Regions from separate parts of the Homo sapiens genome. Here regions 1 and 2 are each linked to region 3. The links are chromatin contacts, found by Hi-C or POLR2A ChIA-PET in ENCODE. All regions are on one chromosome and are shown on one strand. The core of a region is the stretch at or near the end of the contact, and the rest is flanking DNA. Distances in the headings are between cores, read along the strand shown. Region 1 holds the start of SLC38A4-AS1 (SLC38A4 antisense RNA 1). Region 2 overlaps SLC38A4-AS1 (SLC38A4 antisense RNA 1). Region 3 overlaps PCED1B (PC-esterase domain containing 1B).

Region 1 (4,631 bases), core at 209-2,708, 710 kb before region 3:
ATCCTTACAATTTTCCAAAACAGGATCATTAAAAAATACCTTTATTTTAATACTTGTTAGGGGTCTTCTTGTCTAAAGAGAAATGACAGTGACTGAAAGAAGGTGTGCTACCCAAAGCACTCGTAGGCCACGATGAACCTACATTCCTGGCCTTCAGTCAGTTTCCGGATCTTTCTTTGCCCAGGGCTAAGATACTGAAATAACGATTTATTAAAATTAACACACCTGCAATTCTGGTTCTTAGATGGGAACCATTTAATATATGGGCTTGGTTCTGAGATCTTTACTCAATAAAACTCCCAACTGTTTTGACTGACATCGTTGGCACTTCGTGACTGATTAAGGCACCTGCCTCCGGTTCCATGTCACTTCGTCTTGGGACACGTGGCGCTAATGCCACTTTTCAACCCCCCACCCCATTCAGCGACATTAACCCGGGCGACAGTCCAGGGCTAAACAGTTGCTGAAACAGTTAAATGTGTGTTTTATTGAGGTGAACCACGTACACAACAACCCCCTTTGAGTGAAACAATTTTGTTGTGTAACCATTTGTCACTTCTACATGGATGAGGTCAACGAAATCCTCAAAGTTGCTGTCTCAGGAATAAATTTTGTTCGTGGTTGGGAAAACGAAGTGGAGAATGTTATGGGATAGAGAAAATAGCTTATTTTCTCAGTGGTTAAGTGGGAGTGGGTAAAACACAATTGGCCTTGCATGTGCTTTGTTTAAACGGCGGTGCAGTAATTCTAAATGAGAAGACAAGACGCCCATCGTCACCGTCTTCTCCCTTTGTCTCACATTCCGCCCGGAGATGTGGGGGGTCTCACTCAATGCGGAACGGAGGTGGCGGGGGTGCGGCGCCCCAGAGGCGAAGGCGGAGGCGCCAGGACGCCGCTCCTGGCCTCTCAGGATACCAGCAGGCTACACGCAAGGTCGGGGGCAAGGCCGCGTGGCGGCTTGGAGCCGCGCGAAGGAAGCGAGGGCTGGCGGCCCCAGGGCAAAGGGGTCTGGCGGCGCCAGCCTGGGGCGCTGCAGCGGGCGGGGCGTGCGCAGCGCCGCTCCCCGGAGAGAAAGGAACCTCCGCAATGTCGGGGCCCGGCTGCGACCGGAAAACGGCGGGGGAAGAGAGAAAAGGAGGAGGGAGGGGGAAAAGGAGGTGGGGATACGAAGGAGCGGGGAGGCGGCGGGCGGGGCCTGCGGCGCGCAGCCCCAGTAGATCTCCGGAAATTTTCCACTAACGCTCCGAGCGCCAGAGCCGCCCGGGCGCAGCCCGCCTCTGCGCGCCCGCGACCCACGTGACGGTGATTCATTCGGCACCGCCTCCCCAGCCCGCGCGCGGACTTGGAGCCAAGAGTGGGAGCAGGGGTCGGGGGGAGGAGAAGGTGGAGGAGGAGGCGAAGAGGAGGCGGGGAGGAGGCGGGGAGGAGGGGGGAAGGGTTCGGGGAGAGGGAGGAGGGGAAGCAGAGGGGACGATGAGGTGCGGAGGCGTTGGCAGGTACCTGGGCCCCGCCGCCCGGGTGTGTGGGGGTCGGGTCGGGGGTCCAGCAAAGCCCCATCCAGTCGAGCCTGGGCAAGCTGAGAGGCTGTCGGGTGCGCTCCAGTTACGCTCCCCTGCGTCGTGGAAAACCTAGAGAGCCCTACAGCGTCAGGGCTAATCCCGGGACGCCTCGAGGCCCCGCGGAGTTTTCGCGAACGCGCCGGGCGGTGCAGGGATGTCCTGCTTGGGAGAGTGCAGGGTTGGAAGCGGGCACGCCCTGTTGGCAGCTGCCGGCGCTTGTGTACGTGGCTGCTGACGTGGAGAACTGTAGCTGTGGAAAGCCTGCGCCCCAAGGAGGGACGCGGGGGTGCAGTCGCGGCCCATTATCTGTGCCCGGGAAGTCCTGAAGGCTCTAGGAGCTGTCAGATTAAACCCCCAGACCCACAAGAAAATCCCTGAAGCTTCGGTGAGCGTGGGATTTGGCGTGCAGTTGGTTCCGTATGGTTCCCCATTAAGACTTGGAAGTCGGCTTACCAAGATTTCCTCTTACCCTTCGGCTGTGTTGAGTAGATATTACACAGACACCCCGCCCATGACTCTGCTCTTGCAGGAAAACATTTATTTCAAAAATACTGCAACGGTTTCATCTCTCATGTCCTTTTAGGTTCTTTCTAGTAATTGTGAACTTTTCCTCTCAAGTCATTCCATCAAAGTCTTGGAAGCAAATGAAAAAAACATACTACCCTGAAATAGAGTTCACATCTTTCTTTACCAACTTGCCTTTCCCAGGAAGACATCGTGGTGGGTTTGCAGTTCAGGTTTCCTCACAGCCTCTCCTGGGGGTCTTTTTCCCTCTCTGGTACCTTGAGGCATAGGACAGAAGGGAGCTGCTGAAGTTTCTGGATGTCGCTTATTTTTCACATTTGTTTTAACTTCTTTTGGCCAGAACTGTGTATTGTTTTCGCATAGATTTCTGCAATTAGAATTATTGTAATTAGAAAGAATAATAATCTTCATATAAGGCTTAGGGTACGCACTACTTTAAGGTCTTTGTAAATGTGTGCATATTCATTTCTCTCATCAACTCTGAGGTAGGGGCTATTCTTACCCCATTATTGACCTTTTACAAATGAGGAAACTGATGCTTGGAGAAGTTAGATAACTCGCCCAAGGCCATTCCTTCTCTAAGAGGAGGAACTGGAATTTGACCCCAAACTGTCAGGTAAATCCAATGCTTTGTTCACTATGCAATAGAAATTCTTTATTAATAAATTTAATTGTGTTGAAATATTAAGTTTACATTTTGGTGGGATTTTCCCCCTCGTTTTATTAAAGTGGCCTTCCTGAATTTTATTGTGGAGGGATGTTTAAAGTTAGTTTGGGTAGAAAGCCACACACAATTGTAAAAAGGAAGTCTTATGAAGAAATCATGCATTCCAAGGCAGTGTTACATTTTTCTTAAAGGGTAGATTATTGAAATATTTGACCTAAGAACTCATTTTTTTTCTCAGGAGAAAGGTTTGTCTTCATACACCTTTAGCCCCGAGCAAATGGTGAATCCTCCAGGAGAATGACGATGAGGCTTTTTAGTCTTCAGGGTTCGATAAATATATATCGATTGAAATGTATTCAAAAAGTGAATACCCTTGAAAGGACGATGACATAATGCCAAATGAAAAGGAAATTTCCCAAAGAAACCTAAATAATGGATAGATTTGATAGCAAGATACTACTGGTTTTTTCCTTCTGGAACCTTCTTTTCTGCACTTGAAACCTTCCCTGTCCAGCCAAGACTGGGTTAGAAGCTCCTTTTGTGTGTTCGTGTGGCACCCAAGGTCTGCCCCTGTAGTGGTACTGACCACGGTGTATTCTCGTGGCCTGTTCACCTGGCTGTGCTTCCCAGGAGAGTAAGTGCCTGGAAGAGCAGGCATTCTGTCAGGCTCAACAGAGTGCAACAGCGTGTCCCCAGGGCTCAGGACAGTTGTTTGTCCTAGAGCTATGGGAGTTATTGAGCTAAGCAATACTTGTTAAAAGCATGAGCTTACACAATTGATCAGCCATGTCTTGTTAGGATGTACTGAATTGGAATTTAGCAGAAACTGGGAGAGCAATGTCCCCGTCAGGAAATGTCTGTTCAATCTTGGTCTGTGTATATCCTACTTACCCACATGTTATTTTGCACATAATAGTTTTTTTGATGTTTATTAAGAACAAAAACAGCCTCTTTAAAATTGTGTGTTCAGTTAGCTAACTGTATTTCAGCATCCAATTAATAATCAGAGGTTTAATAACTACAGCCTTAATTCTGGCCTCACAATGATAGAATGATAAAATCATAGGTTTTTTTTTTTTTTTTTTTTTTTTGGCTGAAGGAGATCTTATAACTGCTCTGTCCAATACACAACCACTGGCCACATGGCTATTTGAATGAATTAAAATTAATAAAATTGACAATTAAGTTCTTCAATAGGGCATTTTAATTGCTCAGTAGCCACATGTGACTACTTAAATAAAATTAATTTTATTAATTCATTCAAAAATGGACAGCACTGACAGATAGTTCCATTATTGTAGGAACTGTTATTGGACAGGGCTGATAAGTTACCGAAGGAAAAAAAACAGGTAAAAGAAGATATTTGAGATAGCTTAGCATTAGCATTGTTACATACAAAGAACATTACACTCATATTCAAAGTGTCTGCTGTTAGGTTGGTGCAAAAGTAATTGCGGTTTTTGCCATTACTTTTAATGAGGAAATATTTCGTATATGATAAACAGTTTTCCTTAGCAGTTGTACCTAAATTAATGCACATTTAAACATATTCAGGAGAATGAATGGTTCAAAAGGATTCCTTTTTGCATTCCTTTAAAGTGAATACTCATTCCAGTTGATCCTTTGTGAGTTCTATTTTTTTTTCTGTTTAAACATACTGAAATCAACTTGAGTCACTACACAAGTTTGACATTCATTAGATTTGGCTGTGCTTTTTAAGCTCGCATGATTGAGAAACTAAAATACTCAGTAATGTTGGTAAAGGACAAATGCCAGATAGTTTTGGACAGACCAAATATATATTTAATGACATCACACATGCAATACAGACAGTTCTCAATTTACAAACACTCTTGAGAAGCAGCCATAGGTTAAATATA
Region 2 (4,673 bases), core at 1,565-4,064, 660 kb before region 3:
CAAATTGTGAGTCACTGTTCACAGAATTAGAAATAACTGTTCCAAAATTCATATGGAACCAAAAAAGAGCCCAAATAATCAAGACAATTCTAAGCAAAAAGAATAAAGCTGGAGGAATCACATTACTTGACTTCAAGCTATACTACAAGGATGCAGTAACCTAAACAGCATGGTACTGGTACAAAAATGGACACATAGACCAATGAATAGAATAGAGAACCCAGAAATAAAGCTGCACACCTACAACTAACTAATATTTGACAAAGTCAACAATAACAATGTGGAAAGGACACTCTATTCAATAAATGGCTAGCTATACACGGAAGAATGAAACTGGACCCGTACCTCTCACCATATACAAAAATTAACCAAGATGAATTGAAGTCTTAAATGTAAGACCTCAAATTATAAAAATCCTAGAAGAAAAACTAGAAAATACTTTTCTAGACATTGATTAAGGCAAAGAATTTATGACTAAGTCCTTGAAAGCTAACATGACAAAAACAAAAATGGACAATTAGGTCCTGATTAAACTAAAGAGCTTTTGCACAGCAAAAGAAACTATCAACAGAATAAACAGACAACACACAGAATGGGAGTAAATGTTTGCAAACTATGTGTCTGACAAAGGACTAATATCCACAATCTATAAGTAATTTAAACAAATCAACAAGAAAAAACAAATAGCCCCATTAAAAAGTAGGCAGAGGACTTGAACTGACACTCCTCAAAAGACATACAAGTGGCCAACAAATAAAAAAATGTTCAGCACCACTAATCATAAGAGAGACACAGGCCAGGTGCAGTGGCCCACGCCTGTAATCCCAGCACTTTGGGAGGCCGAGGCAGATCACCTGAGGTCAGGAGTTTGAGACCAGCCTGGCCAACATGGCAAAACCCCATCTCTACTAAAAGTACAAAAATTAACCGAGTGTGGTGTGGTGGTGCATGCCTGTAGTCCAAGCTCCTCGGGAGGCTAAAGCAGGAGAATTGCTTGAACCTGGGAGTTGGAGATTGCAGTGAGCTGAGATCGTGCCATTGCACTCCAGCCTGGGTTACAGATGGAGCGAGACTCTGTCTCAAAAAAAAAAAAGAGACACACACACAAATGTAAACCATAATGAGATACTATCTCACACCAATCAGAGTGGCTATTATCAGAATTTCAGAAAACAACAGATACTGGCAAGAATGAAGATAAAAGAGAATGCTTATACACTGCTGGTGGGAATGCAAATGAATTCACCGCCTGTGGAAAGCAGTTCGAAGATTTCTCAAAGAACTAATAATAGAACTACCATTCAACCCAGCAATCCCATTACTGGGTATATACCCAAAGGAAAATAAATCGTTCCACCAAAAAGACACCTGCACTGCTATGCTTACCATGGCACTATTCACAATAGCAAAGACATGGAATCAACCTAGGTGCCCACCAGCGGTAGACTGGACTAAAAAAATGTGGTGAATATCCACCAGGTTCACAATGCAGCCACAGAGAAGAATGTATTCATGCCCTTTGCAGTAACGTAGATGCATCTGGAGGCCATTATCCTAAGTAAATTAATGCAGAAACAAAACCAAATACCACATGTTCTTACTTTTAAGTGGGAGCTAAACATTGGGTACACTTGGACACAAAGATGGGAAAAATAGACACTGGGGATTCCAAAAGGAGGGAGAGACAGAGGGAGCAAGGGTACTATGTTCACTACTTGGTTTATGGGATCATTAGAAGCTCAAACTTTAGCATCAGGTATTATACCCATGTAATAAACCTGCACATATACCTCTTGAATTTAAAATTAAAAGCAAATAAATAAATGAAAGAATTGGGCATAACCCTCAAAAAAATTCCAGAATGTGGGGCACTACTCTGGTCTCTTCAGGTCAGTGGGATGGGAAAAAGAGCAGGTGATGGGGCACAGGGGGAGCTATATTAAGATAAACTAAACTTGAGAGATGTAAACATGAAAACAATGTGTAATTCCGTATTGGATCCTGTTGGGAGAACAAGTTTGAGGGACAATTGGGATTCTGAATAAGGACTAGATATTAGAATTATTATTATAGGAATCCCTAAATTTTTAGGAGTGATAATGGTATTGTGGCTATGTTAAGAAAACTCCCTAATTTTTAAAAGATGCATGCCAAGAGGTTTACGAGGGAGGCATGCTATTATCTATAATTTACTTTGAAATGGTTCAGTAAACAAATGAAAAATAGAAGGATGAATGGATGGTTTGATGAATAAATGGAATAAATGTGGCAAAATATTAAAAAACTGTTCTCATATGCAATTGCTTATGAATCAGACTTAGTTTAGTAAAAACCAAACAGCAAGATAAAATAAATTGGATACTGAGGTTATTTTTAGATTTGTTATTACTGTCATGAATAATCTTCAATTTCAAATTTATGTTCCTTAAAACTTATTGTTACCATTGATTAATCTTATAATATATGTTACAAAGTTGAACTGATAAAATATTCTAATAAAATATTTATTTTGCTGTCTTTTATGTTGTAGATCCACATAAGGTATTCTTTGAAAACCCAGTTTAGTTCACAAGAAAAATGGAAAACAGATTTAGTCTTCTTGCCTTTTACGTTGCAGACATAGAACTTGTCATTGTAAATGCAGTGTCAGTAGGTCAATGACCCAAAAGTCCCCGTTCTTTGTGCTGAAAAATATCTGCAGAGAGGGAATGTTAGATTTCTGTAAGTGAAATTCTGAACAATACTAATTGTTTGCTTACCTGCAATGTATGGGTTGTTAAGATAAAACAGGGTGGGAACCTGATCTACCCAGGCATATCTTTCATGTGAATGTGAAGGAAATGATTCATTGACAACCCCAAAGACCTTGCTGGGAAAACACAGCTCAGTATTGCATCATCAAGCATTTGAAAACAAAGTGTCAGGAAACAGTTTAGAAATCAGTCTCTATCACTTTCTCTTATTAACTAGTTGTTTGTATTAATAAGAGTAACCACCACTTGTGTTTTGTTTTGTAGTTTATTAAGTGTATTTGTGATAACTTTTGGAAGTAGTAAGGTAGGTCTCATTACTCATTTTTCAGGTGAGGAAAATGAGGCTCCCAGATTTTCAGTGACTTGTTCAGGATTACACAGGCTGAAAGTGGAAGATCCATGTATTACTACATCTGGGTCTACCTAGGAAATGGGAGGGCATCAATTGTGTAATATAATCTCATAGAAACTCGGTTTTCTGAGCTCTAAGGAGGGCATAATGCTTATTTTACAGTATTGTTATAAAAATAACATGAAATTATATAAAGAAGACATCTAGGTCAGTATTTTCATATACATGGAGTTCGGTACATATTTAGTCCTTTTTTTTTTTTTTTTTTTTAGATGGGGCCTTGCTCTGTTGCCCAGGCTGGAGGGCAATGGCACAATCTCAGCTCACTGCAACCTCCACGTCCCAGGTTCAAGTGATTTTCCTGCCTCAGTCTCCTGAGTAGCTGGGATTACAGGCGCCCACCACCACGCCCAGCTAATTTTTGTATTTTTGGTAGAGATGGGGTTTTCCATGTTGGCCAGGCTGGTCTTGAACTCCTGACCTCAGGTAATCCGCCTGCCTTGGCCTCCCAAAGTGCTGGGATTACAGGCGTGAGCCACTGCGCCCGGCCCTTTTTTTTTTTTTTTTTTTTTTTTGAGACAGGGTCTTACTCTGTTGCTGAGGCTGGAGTGCAGTGGTGTGATCTCGGCTCACAACAGCCTTGACCTCCTGAGCGTAAGTGATGCTCCCACTTCAGCCTCCCAAGCAGCTGGCACTACAGGCACATGCCACCACACCCAGCTAAATGAGGCACCTGGCCTCATTTACTTTTTAGTGCCATGTTTATAGTCCTGTAGCTGTAATCTTAATCTGTACCTTAAATTTTCCACTGTCTAATTCCTTATATACCATCTTAGTAAGTTACAGTATTGCTATATTGAATCTTCAGTATAGTACTTTTCCAGGAGACTAACTGACAGCAAGCTTCTCTTGCTATTTTAGTTACTAATTCCTTCCCCCACTTTTGGGCAAAAGGCCAAGAGTATTTTGAGGAGATTAAGATGAACCTACAATTTATTGAATCATACCATTAAATAGAGTCAGAGTGAAGTTATAATACATTTGCAAAGTGACATATCTAAAGGGGCAGTAAGCAGCAGACGTAAGCAAAGTCATAGAAATCCATTTATCTGCCAACACATTTATGTAAGAAATTACACTACTGGTCAGGAATTTCCTGCTGTATGTCATTTTTTTTTTTTCTTATGGAACTTTTCAATAGCTTGTAATGGGCTGTTGTGCCTCCTCTTCAGGCTTGGCTGTTATCAGTGCCACTCAGATATCCCTTCCTATTCAGTGTGGAGTGCTTTGTGACACTTATGAATGGGTGCACCTATTTTTTAACTATTAGAATGTTGATTTATATCACAGAAGACTCATCATTTCTGCTTCCCTACACATAGGCCTGTTGTAAGAATTTACTGGTTTCAAACATGTATTAATTATATGAACTTGCAGGAAAAGAATGCCATAAAATTGAAAGCTACATGTGAGTTTTATAAGAGATAATTTTCTACCAAAATAATATGCAAAGGTAATAATTGGGGAAAATTTCTAGGCAGATGGGGAAAGAAATTCAAGTGTTTCTA
Region 3 (4,772 bases), core at 2,211-4,710:
TGGGTTGCCTTTTCACTCAATTTGGGGGAACAGAAGTTTTTAGTTTCAATGTAGCCAAGTTTATCACATTTTTTCCTTTTATGATTAATGCTTTTTCATTTGCTTATTTTCTATTTAACAAAGGATTGCTGACTCCAAGGTCATGAAGATGTTCTACTCTAGAAGTTTTATTGTTTCATCTTTCAATTATTTCTGCAATCTGTCTGGTATTGACTCTTGTGTGTAATGTGAAATAAACATTAGAATACCTTTTTTTCCACTTGAATGTTGAATTGACACAGCACAATTTATCTGAAAGATTATCCTTTTCCCTACTGCATTGCAGGATCACCTTTATCATAAATCATGCCACCATATATGTGCAGGTCTACTTCTGGATTCCCTGTTGTGTTTCATTGGACAGTTATCTGTTCTTGCACTAGTACCACACAGTTTTGATTGTCATAACTTTATAATAATAGTTTCTGATATCTCACAGTGTAAGTCCTGTATATTTATTCTTCAAGAATAACTTGATGATTTCCAACTTTTACATTTGATATGAATTTTAGGAAAACTTGTCAATTTCTGGAAAAAGAAGAACCTGTAGCTTAGATTTTGACCAAAATTGCATAGATGAATGTATTAATTTGGAGAGAACTAACATCTTTACAATATTGAGTCTTCCAATTATAATGATGCATATACTTCCATTTATTTAGCTCTCCTTTAATTTTTCTCAATAATATTTTAGTTTTCAGTTAGAGATCTTGCACATCTTTAATTAGATTTATTTCTAGGTGTTTGAGTTTTTTGATGCTATTGTAAATATGTTTTATTTTCTATTTGTTTATTGCCAATATATACAAATGCAACTAGTTTTTATATGTTGACTGTATATCCGGTTCCCTTCCTATATTCTCTTATTAATTCTAAGAATTTGTCCTTAGATTCTCTAGAAATTTTGAATGTGCATGATCTTATTGTCTGGAAATGACAATTTTATTTCTTGCTTTCCAATCTCCATGACATTTATTTCTTTCTCTGACCTTTTGCATTGGCTAGACCTCCTTCTACAATGTTAGACTGAAATGATGACAGTGGTCATTCTTGACCCAGTTCCAGTCTTAGGGGGAAGTTTTCAACATACTACCATTGAGAATGATGTTTGCTACGGATATTTTGTAGATATTCTTTATGAGATTAAGAAAGTTCTGTTCTTAATTGATTACGTGTTTTCATCACAAATGGATGTTGAATTTATCAAATGCTTTTTCTGCATTTGAGATGATTGTATGATTTTACTCCTTTTTCTGTTAATGTGGTGAATTATGTTTATGATTTTTGAATGGTAAGCCACACTTGTACACTTGGACTGAACTTGCACTCCATTTACTGTATCAATGGATTTGGCTTCCTAATATTTTGTTAAGAATTTTTAAGTAATGTTTATGAGAAAGATGGGCTTGCAGTTTTCTTTCTCACAATCTTGTCAGGGTTTAAAAATCAAGTTTATGCTATTACAATTTTTTTTAAGTCTGGAAAGCTCACCTTCTCTTTCTGTGTTCTGGAAGAATTATACAAGACAGCTGTTAATTTTTCCTTAAGTGTTTGGAAGAATTCACTGATAAACTATCTGAGCCCAGGCTTTTCTTTTTTAAAATAATGGGCTTAATTTTAAAAAAAAATACATCCTAAATTATTGATATTTTCATCTCTTCTCCTGTCAGTCTTGGTAAATTGTATTTTCAAAGAGTTTGTTTATTTCATCCAAATTGTCAAATTTATCAGCATAAATTTGTTTTAAGTTTCCTTTTATTGTCCTTTTGATGCTTGTATGATCTATAGTGATATCTCCTTTTTCATTGCTGTTGTTGCGAATTTGTTTTGTCTATTTTTTTTTCTTTTGATCAGTCTTCTTTAGATTTTGATGTTTTTAAACAACTGACTTTGGCTTTATTGTCTTTCTTATATGTTCCTTGGTTTTTGCTTTTATCTTTATCATTTCTTTTTGTAAGTTTGATTCCTGCTCTCTCTCTACTTTCTTGAAATTAACACTTAAATCATTGATTTTCAGGCTTTTTCCTTTCTAATATGGAATATAAGACTATATATTTCCTTCTAAGCACCATTTTAGTTTTTTCACATGATTTTTCAAATGTGATTTTTATTATTTAAGTTTAAGAACTAATTTCTGTTTTTTTTCTTTATCCCATGGATTATTTAGAGTATATTGTTTAATTTTGAGCACTTGGGTTTTTCCTGTTGTTGTTATTGATCTTTAGCTTAACTTCCACTGTGGTCAGAGAAGACATTCTGAAAGATGTCAATATTTTGAAATTGTTGAGACTTTTTTCTTGTTATGATATATTGATTGTAATAAATGTTCTTATGTTCTTTGTATACTTGAAGTGAATATGAAGTGGTCATTAGGTACCATTTTGCATACATGACATTAGATTACATATGTTAACTGTGCTGTTTATATCTTCTATATCCTTACTGATTTTTTTATTTTTCACTTTTTCTGCTATGTGTTTGAAAGAGATGCACTAATGCCTCCCACTGTGAGTGCTGATTTGTACATTTTTTTCTCATTGTTCTGTCCATTTTTGTTTAGTTTATTTTGAAGCTATATTATTAGGTGCACAGAGATTTAGGATTGTGCTCATTTCCTATTGGACTTATTTATTTATAATTATGAACTGTCTCACTTTATCTCTAATAATGTTTCTTGCCTTACAGTTCACATTGTCTGATATTAGTATAGCTAGACAGCTTTAGGAGCAGGGGCAGGTTTGTGTTTGCATGGTATATTTGGCTTTCCTTTCACATTAAACATTTCTTTTTATTAGATTTGAAGATTTGGGTTTGTTTTTTATCTAATCTGACAGTATTTTACTTCAAATTTAGCTTATTTACATTCAGTGTAATCACTGACATCATTGGGCTTATAGCTACCATCTTATTTTTCATTTTCTATTGTGCTCTTTTCTTTTATATTCCTTTTGTTGTCATTTTATGTTCTTTTTTTCGCCCTCTCTTTCCTCTATTTTTTTAATTATTCAAGGATTTCATTCTAAAAACTTGCAAGTTTTACTTCTTTAATTCTAATAGTAACTATCCTAGAGATTGCAATATATATCCTTGATTTATTACAGAATTATACAAATTATCTTTGCCACTCCTCTGATACTGTTAGACCCTTTGACCTTTTAAATGATTTATCCCTCCTGATTTTGTTCTTTTTGCCACACATCTTAGTTCTACATATATTTTATACTACAAACGACGTTATAATTACTGTCTTTTATAATCAATAGTGACTTACAAATATCCATGTTTACCCTCACCAGTGTTTTTTATTCCTTCCTTCATTTCCATGTTTTTCTGTCTGGAATTCTCTTTTCTTTCTCTCTCTCTTTCTTTTTTTTTTTTTTCTTTTTTGAGGCAGGTGTCTCACGTTTTGTCACACAAGCTGGAATGCAGTGGCGTGATCATGGCTCACTGCGGCCTCAACCTCCTGGGCTCAAGCAATCCTCCCACCTCGGCTTCCTGAGTAGCTGGGACTACTGGTGTGTGCCACTGTGCCCACAATTTTTTTTTTTTTTTTTTTTGTAGAGACAAGGTCTTGCTTTGTTGCCTAGGCTGAGATTATTTTCCTTCTGCCTGAAGAACATCCTTTAGTTTTCCTGAAAACATCTTTATTCTACTTTCATATTTGAAGGATATGATTGCAAGATATAATTCTAGTCTGGCAATTATTTTCTTTAAGCTCTTAAAGTTGACAATATTGTCTTCTCGCATCTATAATTTATGTTGATAAATCAACTGTGAATCTTATTGTTGCTTCTTTGAAGCTAATTTCTTTTTTTTCTTCTGGCTGCTTTTATGATTTTTCTCTTTATCTTTGGTTTTCAACAGTTTGACTATGATGTGGTTAGCTACAGTTTTCTTTATCTTGCTCCTTGTTCTTACATCAATACATAGATATTCTTATCCATTATCTCTTTGAATATTGCTTCTCCTCTATTCTCTCTCTCCTTTTTGGAACTCCAATTATATATATGTGAAAAGTTTCATGTGTATCTTGTTCTTGCCATTGTTTCCATTCTTTTTTCTCTTCCTGCTTCAGGAGTAGATACTTTCTATTTATCTGGGTTCCAGCTCACTGATCCAGCCCATTATTCACTAATTATGCTGTGTGTCATCTGCTGTAAACTTATCCATTTGAATTCCTAATTTCAAATATTTTTTCAGTGTTTAGAGTTCTAAAATATACATGTGATTTTTTCACAGATTCCAACCTTCTAGTGAAATTCTCCTTTTATTCATCATTTCACTATTTATTTTTCATGTTAATCATAAGTATTATAAATTCCTTTTCTGGTAACTCCAACTTTTGGCTCATTTGTGGGTCAGACAGATCTGAGAAGCTTGGTTTTTTTTTACTCTGTCTCAGGTACTTTATATTTAGTGTTTACATTCCTAGCCAGAGAAGCATTTATGTAAACACTCTCTATATTTAATGACTCAGTTTAAGAAAATGCTTACAATAATTGAGGTCTCCTTGTTTCTGAACCAAGTTTTATATCAGAAGACCACATCCTCATCTCGGGGAGAAGAGCGAGGAGAGTCATTGTCTAAGCATTCCTGAGCACTACGTCTGTGCTTCAGTGTTCCAGCCCCATGGAAAACCCATTTCTGTACAGTATCATATCCCATAGTTAATCATACTTTTAGATTTTTTAGGAATATTTTAGTGTCATTGCTATTTAGAGATTATCTGTATC

Evidence for each region. Hi-C counts contacts between places; a loop is a spot of excess contacts on that map. ChIA-PET counts read pairs that join two places held with the same protein, here RNA polymerase II (POLR2A). Pooled maps may share reads with other maps.
Region 1: a map of sigmoid colon shows a loop between it and region 3 (3-fold over the local background). The contact joins the promoter of SLC38A4-AS1 here to the enhancer-like site in region 3. A Hi-C loop is called at or near these places in 2 of 168 maps with a recorded cell type or tissue (chondrocyte and sigmoid colon) and 13 of 50 pooled maps. POLR2A ChIA-PET finds 5 or more read pairs at or near these places in 1 of 52 experiments (MCF 10A).
Region 2: POLR2A ChIA-PET joins it to region 3 with 10 read pairs in MCF 10A. The contact joins two enhancer-like sites. POLR2A ChIA-PET finds 5 or more read pairs at or near these places in 2 of 52 experiments (MCF 10A and PC-9).

The regions. Positions count from the first base shown.
Region 1 is chr12:46,382,218-46,386,848 of GRCh38, forward strand. SLC38A4-AS1 (SLC38A4 antisense RNA 1) reads left to right here and starts at 1,459. Exons shown (of 4, transcript NR_125380.1): 1 at 1,459-1,478. RefSeq lists enhancers at 823-1,330, 4,024-4,525 and silencers at 885-1,244, 1,395-1,464.
Region 2 is chr12:46,427,742-46,432,414 of GRCh38, forward strand. All of the region lies in intron 2 of SLC38A4-AS1 (SLC38A4 antisense RNA 1), which reads left to right. It overlaps LOC124902923 (a long non-coding RNA gene), which reads right to left. Exons shown (of 2, transcript XR_007063284.1): 2 at 2,491-2,695. Among named protein-coding and RNA genes, the nearest start is that of SLC38A4-AS1, 46 kb to the left of the region's middle. RefSeq lists enhancers at 2,605-3,106, 2,645-2,939. Within about 2 kb of position 2,815, at least 11 of the 41 ENCODE cell types and tissues checked have a DNase peak (open chromatin) inside an H3K27ac peak, as active enhancers do; they include PC-9, where a contact is called at or near this core.
Region 3 is chr12:47,091,496-47,096,267 of GRCh38, forward strand. All of the region lies in intron 1 of PCED1B (PC-esterase domain containing 1B), which reads left to right. Among named protein-coding and RNA genes, the nearest start is that of AMIGO2, 14 kb to the left of the region's middle. Within about 2 kb of position 3,461, at least 3 of the 41 ENCODE cell types and tissues checked have a DNase peak (open chromatin) inside an H3K27ac peak, as active enhancers do; they include PC-9, where a contact is called at or near this core.